2 separate regions of the Homo sapiens genome follow, and region 1 is linked to region 2. A link is an interaction called in ENCODE POLR2A ChIA-PET data of the cell type or tissue named here. Cell type or tissue: OCI-LY7. All regions are shown on one strand. Region 1 overlaps MGAT5 (alpha-1,6-mannosylglycoprotein 6-beta-N-acetylglucosaminyltransferase). Region 2 has its middle 44 kb from the start of MIR3679.

What was found. Peaks named below come from ENCODE experiments on the same cell type or tissue, not always from the same donor. Only the 100,000 strongest peaks of a DNase experiment are listed, where the experiment ranks them.
Region 1: POLR2A ChIA-PET joins it to region 2 with 5 read pairs; 2 of 35 experiments call an interaction of 5 or more read pairs at or near these places.

Annotation. Positions count from the first base shown.
Region 1 is chr2:134,270,775-134,274,774 of GRCh38, forward strand. All of the region lies in intron 2 of MGAT5 (alpha-1,6-mannosylglycoprotein 6-beta-N-acetylglucosaminyltransferase), which reads left to right. Among named protein-coding and RNA genes, the nearest start is that of MGAT5, 19 kb to the left of the region's middle. In OCI-LY7, no CTCF peak of the experiment used is centred here; no DNase peak of the experiment used is centred here; H3K4me3 peaks cover 2,327 bases; H3K27ac peaks cover 2,638 bases.
Region 2 is chr2:134,169,450-134,173,449 of GRCh38, forward strand. It overlaps a transcript of MGAT5 not described here. Among named protein-coding and RNA genes, the nearest start is that of MIR3679, 44 kb to the left of the region's middle. In OCI-LY7, no CTCF peak of the experiment used is centred here; no DNase peak of the experiment used is centred here.

The DNA of each region.
Region 1 (4,000 bases), 100 kb after region 2:
CATTTGCTCTTAATGAGCTCCTGGAATTCACTTGTAAAGAGAAGATTCATGGCATAGATTAAATGAAATACAGAGGTTATTTGAGAAGCTTGTGCCTTTTAGAGTTCTTCCTCCTCCGTACTCCCATCAGACAATTTTGAAAGTCTGTTACGTATAATAGGTTCTCTCCTCCCTGTTGTTAAAAAAGAGCCACCATTGCCGAAAATGCCTCCTATGTATATATGGAGAAATAGAAATTCTGGAAATGGCTTTTAGGAGATAACCCCTGCCTAGTCGTAGGCAGATTCTGTAGCCACTCATGTACACCACCATGCGGTTCCCACTGGGAGGCATTTTGTTTGGCTCCTTCTGGAAACTGGAATATTGGATGAGACAAGGAAAATTGACTAAAAACAACACCCAGATTATACGCTGCATGTTGTTGCCTGCAGCTCACATTAGAACCCCCCCATCCCCGCAACTCCCCCACCATCACACTGCTCTGAGGTCAGCCCCTGGGTCTTTGTGCTTGAACCAGGACTGCTCTTGTTAGGGTGACCACGATTTTCTGGGGACCCAGGACAAAGTGAAGAGCCTGAGGATTAGGATTCAGTGCTTTGGGTGAATGGTTGTGAACAAGCTGTCTATACTTTTGGTGGGTGGTAGCCAAACTCTGGTTAATAGATAAAGTAAGTAACTAGGTTACTTTTGACATCAGTTCCTGCTTTAAAAAAAAATCTTGTTTCATATACTTTTAAGCTTATTTTCCTTTCCCTTTTGCTTGTAAAAATTCACACACTTAAGTGGGAGAGATTCTTTACCTTTCCCACCTCCCAGCGTCAAAACATTTAATTGTTTTACATTATGCAAGGTGGTTGTTATTACCTTTTTTAATGTTCTTTGCCCTTTAGCAAATTTTAAATTGCAAAATATATTTCTAATAATTCAAAGTATTCAACCAAACAAAGGTATTAAAAATAACTTTTAATTACAACACAGAGGCAGTGTCATCTAGGCCGTAAATCCTGTCTTCCTTGCAGTTTCCAACAGCTTCTGTAATTAGACAAGAGAACCTCCCACTGTGTTTAGCTGCTTTTTAATAACTGGAACCATGCCTCTTCAGTCTCCACTTGCCACCCCTGTACCCTGTAGAAAATGCTACTGGAAAGGCCCTATGTGGTTTCATCACTGTTCTGTGTCATATTTCTGGAGGTGGGATGGAGTGTTCTGCCTTTAACTTTGCTGTTCTCCACTGCCTCTGAAGTCCTGTGGCTTGTGAGCCTCTATAAACACATCTGCTGTCATTCTTTCCCCCATCGTGGCATCTTGCTGCCTCTGGCTGTCCTGTTTGTTGCAAGGCTCACAAGGACTTTGCTACCTGGGCTTTAAGCCACAGAGCACAGGGTCGTGGGTACACCTCTAAGAAGGAAATGGGAAGGACTTGGTGACTACTTTCAAACGAAGTCTGGAAATATACCAGCCGTATGTATTGAGCTAGTGTACCGCTTAACAAGCATCATGTTCTCTAAGCCAATGGCTCTGAGCGGGACTCCTTTAAATGTGCCACTGGTGCTGTGTTTTTAATAATATTTAAAGAACCAGAGTGTTGTGTTTTGTTTTTTTTTTCCTTTTTGGGCAATGGGAGCAAATTTAGAGTTACACATTTAATGATTAACCTCATTTGCATGTCTTTGCATCTCTCGGGTATGTGTGGGACACAGTCCATACCATCATAATTTTTACTGGCTAATTAGGAAAAGAATACACATGCATAAAATGACACAAACCATGGTTGCTGTAAAGTGGGGGTGACTCAGAAAAAAATTGGGAGGCAGGGAAGGAGAGGAAACTAACATTTAGTAGCTGTCCAGTAAATACAAGTTCCTCTGCCTGACCCTCCAATGTACATGATTTTACTTAATCTTCTTAGCATCTCTGAGAAGGGTTTTCACAGGTTTTGTTGAGTTTAAGTACTTGGGAGTGGGTGACTGTTGGTACTGGAGTCCCCTGAGCTCAGCTTCAGATCTGCTAGTGCTATGTAGAGAAGAGATTCTGAGTGTTAACTCCATCTCTCCTTCCATTTGTAAATTATCATAAAGGCATGTGTCTGTAAAAAGATGCTACCATTTTCTTACCTAGAAGAGAGCTGCCAGTTTCCTAGATTTAATCATCTGTCTCATTAAGGATTTCTCTGTCTCAGTGTCTGCTCTCAGGCTAATGTTTGTAAAAGCTGGCCCGTGTATGTGTGTGTGTGTCTGTGTGTGTGTGCGCGCGCGCGTGCGCGTGCATGCATGCAGAGGCATCCCTTTCATAGACACTGTCTTGGCCAAAGTGGATATAGATATGCTGGACAGCCTTCTTCATTTCCCCCAGAAGGTGGGGGGGGGTCCTTTATATCTTGTCAGTCAACTACATATTTTTAAAAAACGATTTGCCATGTCTATAGAGTACCAGAAAGAAGGACAAGGACTTAAGTGAACAGTTCTCATTTATGAGCAGCCCTTCCTTGCTTTTCTGCCCTCTCTCTGATCCATAACCATGCTGATGTCTTCAGACCCCTCTGTCAACCCAAGAATGGCTCCTGAGCTGTGAGAGTTCAGTTTTATGGGGTTCCAATCCTCGCCAAGTAAAGTTTTTCTCTCTCCCTTCCTGAATGGAGACATGCGGTAATTGCTCAGAAATGTTCTCCCTGGTGTGTCTTTACAGCTGACTCTGGTGTCTTATTGCTCACTGATGTTTCTGATTGCTTATTGTTGTGTCTTATTGCTTGCTAATATATCTTCTGGTTGGCTATAAACTGTCTCTAAATTGGGTACCATAGCAATTGAAGAAGGATTCCCTAAATTTATTTTCTTTAGGGGGATAGCTCTGTGTGTGTGTGTGTGTGTGTGTCTGTGTGTCTCCTTATTTTTTCTCTCTAGCTGTGTTCTGTGTAGCTTTTATCCAGTATGGCTTATCTTCACAAATTTATCACCGAGGGTTTTTTAATGTGAAAGTAAATTTGCCCCTAGGGAAATTTAGGTGGAAATGAGCTTTATTAAAATCAAGAAATCAGATTGAACTGGATTTTTGAGCTCTGTTTGTCTTGTTGAAGAGAAAGGGGACTCAAAGGAATGAAAAAGCAGATTTTTAAAATCCCCACCCTTCCACCAATCACACAGTAAATTAATTTCTCCATATTCACTTTCTGAAAGGGCTTGAAGGGCCTTCGTCAAAATTCTCTCCTTTTAGAATGATGCTTTGAATTTTAGAAAGACCCATTCTGTCTTTCTCTAGTTTTGTGATCTTAAGTGAGGAAGTGGAGCGAATAGGATTGGATCTGTGGTTCTTTGTCATGTACCTGAAATGGGGAAAAGGTAAAAAGTATACATATCTGATCATGAAAATGCTTGCCTTCTAAGGACTGAATGTCTGATATATCTTTGTTCTGCCCATAGTGTCTTGATTGTAGCCTTACCTGTTGAAGATAATTCAGTAAATATTGCTCACATGGATTGGTTTCTATTGGAGGGAACAGCATTTGGTTTCACCACCTGGAAGAGTTTCTTCTTATAGTTCTTCTTCTCAATTTACATTTGTGGTGATTTGCCTAGAAGTCGGACTTGGTATTTCGTTTCCCTAGTTCTCAGACCTTAGCAGACACCGCCTAAGAAGTGGGACTGCCTTTTTTGTTGGTCAGGACTGAACTTCCCATCAATGGTTATGGGATGTGGAGGCTTCATAGGATGTGATAGTTACAATCCTAGATGTGATAGTTACAATCCTAGATTGTGATACTTTAGAGGACAAGAACATTGTGTAGCTCTCTACGGGGTAGTGTATGTATGTGCATGTGTACACATTTATTTATACTCTCAATAAAGAGTTGTCATTCAAGGTCAGCTGAATAACTGGCCAGTGCTGACTGTTCCTTAAAAGCCAAAACCATAATGATAGCATCCAAGTGGTGTTGTGATGACTTAATAATTGCAAGGTCACTTGGGAAGCAGAACCACAAAATCAAAGGTACAGGTATAACTCA
Region 2 (4,000 bases):
GATTGAATTGTACTTCCATGATATCCATCTACAAATGCTTTCACAGCTGAGTTATAATTAAGAAAGGGAAGAAAATTACAGCATAATCCCAAGAAGAAATTGAGGGAGCCAATTAATCTCCAAAAATTACTTTGGGTGAAATCTTGATGAATGCTGTGGTGGTATACAGCACCTGATGTGAAAATCAGGAAGGAGAAAGGACTTCTTCAATATTTTCTTTATCTATAGACACAGCTTGAAATGTCTATAAATTTCTATTAATGTTATGTACTTGGCTCTGCAGGAAATGATATTTAAGATTAGTTGAAAAAAAGGTTTTGCTGATGGTAGAATTTAAGGGCCTTTTGGTTTCTTGGTGACCAGGTGTTTTGCAAATGAACAGAGAGCCAAGGGTGGCGCAGTAGTTTTCAGGTGACTCAGGAGGTAGCTTGTCTGATTCTTAAGGTAAAATCGAGATTTGAAAGCATTGGTGAAGTAAAGGATAATAAACTACTTCTTTATATCATGAACTTTTTTTTGAATCTTACAGTTTCATTACTGGTATGATTCATAAGTCACCTGCCACCCATGGACAGTACTCATAAGGAAAATTGCCATATGATGCACCAACTAGGTGTTTATGAAAACATAAAAGATTAAAAGCACTGAAACTAAGTTGGTATCATTTAGGCCCGAGGCATGTGGGTATATATTCCATTAGCCTACACCACTACTCATGAATGAAGTGCTCTTGATCTGACCAAGATGCTGAGGATTGTTTTCTAGAAACAAATCTTGACTGCACTTACTAGAGTTACAGCTTTTTCCGTATCACGATAATCCATTTTCAAAACCCATTCCTTCACCTCAAGGCTGTCTCAGACACATGCTAGTTTAAAAGGGGTCACTGGCGTGGAATCAATTCTTTCCAACTGTCCATCCTTTAGTAAACATTTATTGAGCCCAGACTGTTTCATAGAGATGGTGGATTTGTAATGACTGTGGGTTGAGCCTGTTCTCCTAAGTTGCCCAAGTGTACAAACCTCTGTTACTGCTCAGGGCTTGTTGACACAGACAAAAATGCTAATACTTTATGCGGTTTGCAGGAATTGGCTTCGTTTGGATTAAAAATAATGAAACTCTTCCAGAAACTTTTCAGATGATTATACAGTATGCTCTTCCATGAAGTCCTTAAGAATAAGTTAGTATTAAGACAACAGTCAGCTTGAAGGTGGATCTGTCCCTCCCTCCCTTACTGAGGTCTTTCTCAGTTTTACAATTTTCTGCTCATACAGTCCATGAACATCAGAAACATACTATACATGTCTTTTAATGGACATATTTTTCCCTGGTTTCTTTTTTATAAAGGAGTTTTGTAGAGGGAAAATAGCCAATCAGAAGCACATAGTAGATATAGATCTCTACTCTTTTTTTTTTTTCTTTTTTTTGAGACGGAATATTGCTCTGTCACCCAGGCTGGAGTGCAATGGTGCAATTTCGGCTCACTGTAACCTCTGCCTCCTGGGTCCAAGTGATTTCTCATGCCTCAGCCTCCCTGAGTAACTGGGATTACAGGCACGTACCATCACACCAAGCTAATTTTTGTATTTTTAGTAGAGATAGGGTTTTGCCATGTTGGCCAGGCTGGTTTTAAACTCCTGACCTCAGGTGATCTGCCTGCCTTAGCCTCCCAAAGTGCTGGGATTCCATGCATGAGCCACTGTGTCCGGCCGAGATATATTTCCAAAATGGCTTTTTATTGCTTCTTTTGGTTTTATTCTTCAGGGAGAAACAGCTACAAGGAATCTATTTGAAAAAACAGGCTTGTAATTGAATTGGGTTTATTTCATACTATAAACTCCTGAGTTTTTTTTGTAATGGTGCTATTTTTAAAATTGTGCATATATATTTGGGACTGTGTGTATATATTAATGTAGGCTAGTCCGGAAAGCATTAGGATTGGTAAGAGCTTTGGTTTAATGCCTCCTGAGACCTGGGACAAGAAGCAGTTTTGTGCAGAGGCTCTGTCTTTGCCAAGTGTCACCTTACTCCCGCTGAACTAATAATGGATGGATTTGGATCCTAACAAGTGAGATAATAATTTTTAGACAAATGCCTCTGGGTGTCGAAGTGATAGGGCCGCCCACCTAGCTATTTTTAAGTATCTTTTTTTGGGAGACGATCTTAAAGGCAGTTGGGCTCCAAAAAAACGGAGAACCAAAGTTCATACAATCTCTTTGTCAGCCTGTTTGCAATGGATCAAGTCCTTTAAGAGGAGGAACTTAAAACCGTCCTTGTCCTTGTGATTTCAGAAGTGATTCCTATTCTAAAGTGGACATTGGAGGAGGCTCTGTTAAGCCATGTAAGTACTATAGTAAGCAGATACTCACCTGGGCTAAGCAGAGAGCTGGGGTATTTGCTCTTGTCGGGGAGAGGGCCAAGTTATGTAGAGTAGTCCCATGTTATGCTTTGGGGCCATCAAAATACACTTTGGCACTCTGGTCCCAAAGAGCAAGGGGGTGGCTCTCTTGGTACCACCCATAATCCTGAGGGGACATCTCTGGCTATCTGGTGAAGGCCTGGTAGAATTTTTTCAGAGTAATTGGACAAGATTATTTTATGTGTATAGAATTAGTGAAGTGACTGGAGCAGAAGGCTATTTTTTACTTCATTCAATCATTATCAGTACAAATTTATTGAGCTTGACCATGGCCACTTAATTCTTATGTAGAAAGGCTGGCCCTTTAGAGCAGCCCAACCTGGGCCCAGCACACACATCATCATGGTGTCAGTGGAAGGAAGCCCACTGAACTGGAGCGTGTGACTCCTAAGGACAGTATAGTCTCTGAACTGTGTCTGTATTGAGGAACCATTGCTCCAAGATGTGTATTTTCTTAAGTCCTCAATTCTGAGCATATTTTATGGAGGAAGGAATTTCCTAAGTACTCCCTTTTTTTTTTTTAATTAATTATTTTTCAGATGGAGTCTTGCTCTGTCTCCCAGGCTGGAGTGCAGTGGCACGATCTCAGCTCACTGCAAGCTCCGCCTCCTTGGTTCATGCCATTCTCCTGCATCAGCCTCCCAAGTAGCTGGGACTGCAGGTGCCCACCACCACGCCCAGCTAATTTTTTGTATTTTTAGTAGAGACGGGTTTTCACCGTGTTAGCCAGGATGGTCTCGATCTCCTGACCTCGTGATTCTCCCGCCTCGACCTCCCAAAGTGCTGGGATTACAGGTGTGAGCCACCATGCCCAGCCAGTACTTCTTATTTTACCCATCTGAATTGTTTGTAGCACTTAAACCCACTGCCTAAGGGGCAGACCCTTGAGAAGTTAGCTTGGTAAATCAGATGTTCACCTTGGAGCAGAACATTTATATTTCACAGGCTGATAGGAATTGGGTGTCAAGGTTATGGGGTCAACAGAATGAAACATTAAACATTCCTAATTCTTGTTTCTTTTATGTATGTGGGTCTTTGAACACACTTTGTCTCTGACAACATCACAGGAGGAAAAACACCCCAGCATCCCACAACTAGATGAATGTCTTGACGTGAATAAAAGCATTAACGTTAGAGCTAGGAAATCGTGTGACCACATGATTTCTATCTAAGGCTTCTCTCTAGCTGTCACCTTGAGAGTTTGTCCCACTGGGAGAAACCGGAGAAACAGAAAATATGTCCTTTGGAAACTCAAAGGGATTTTTAATCTCTAAAAACATGAGATTTTTGTCTCAAATACAAGCATATTTAATCCATCCTTTCATGTCCCCCATATATACATCCCACACCCTGCTTAATAGGAATGTGACTTCATTTTAGGGACTGGACAACTGAACAATCTGTCTTCCAGGGTCTGTTTCCCCTGAAACTGGTTTAGTGCTGCCAGGTAGGGAAGTCTGCTCTTCAAGGGTTGCCAGGTGGGGCAGCTGGGGATAGTAGGCTGGCACTGGGGAGGGTGGAGCTGGGTCTGTCAGCCCTGCCACCCATTGCTGTGGTTTATGCTCTGGGAAAGATGGTCAT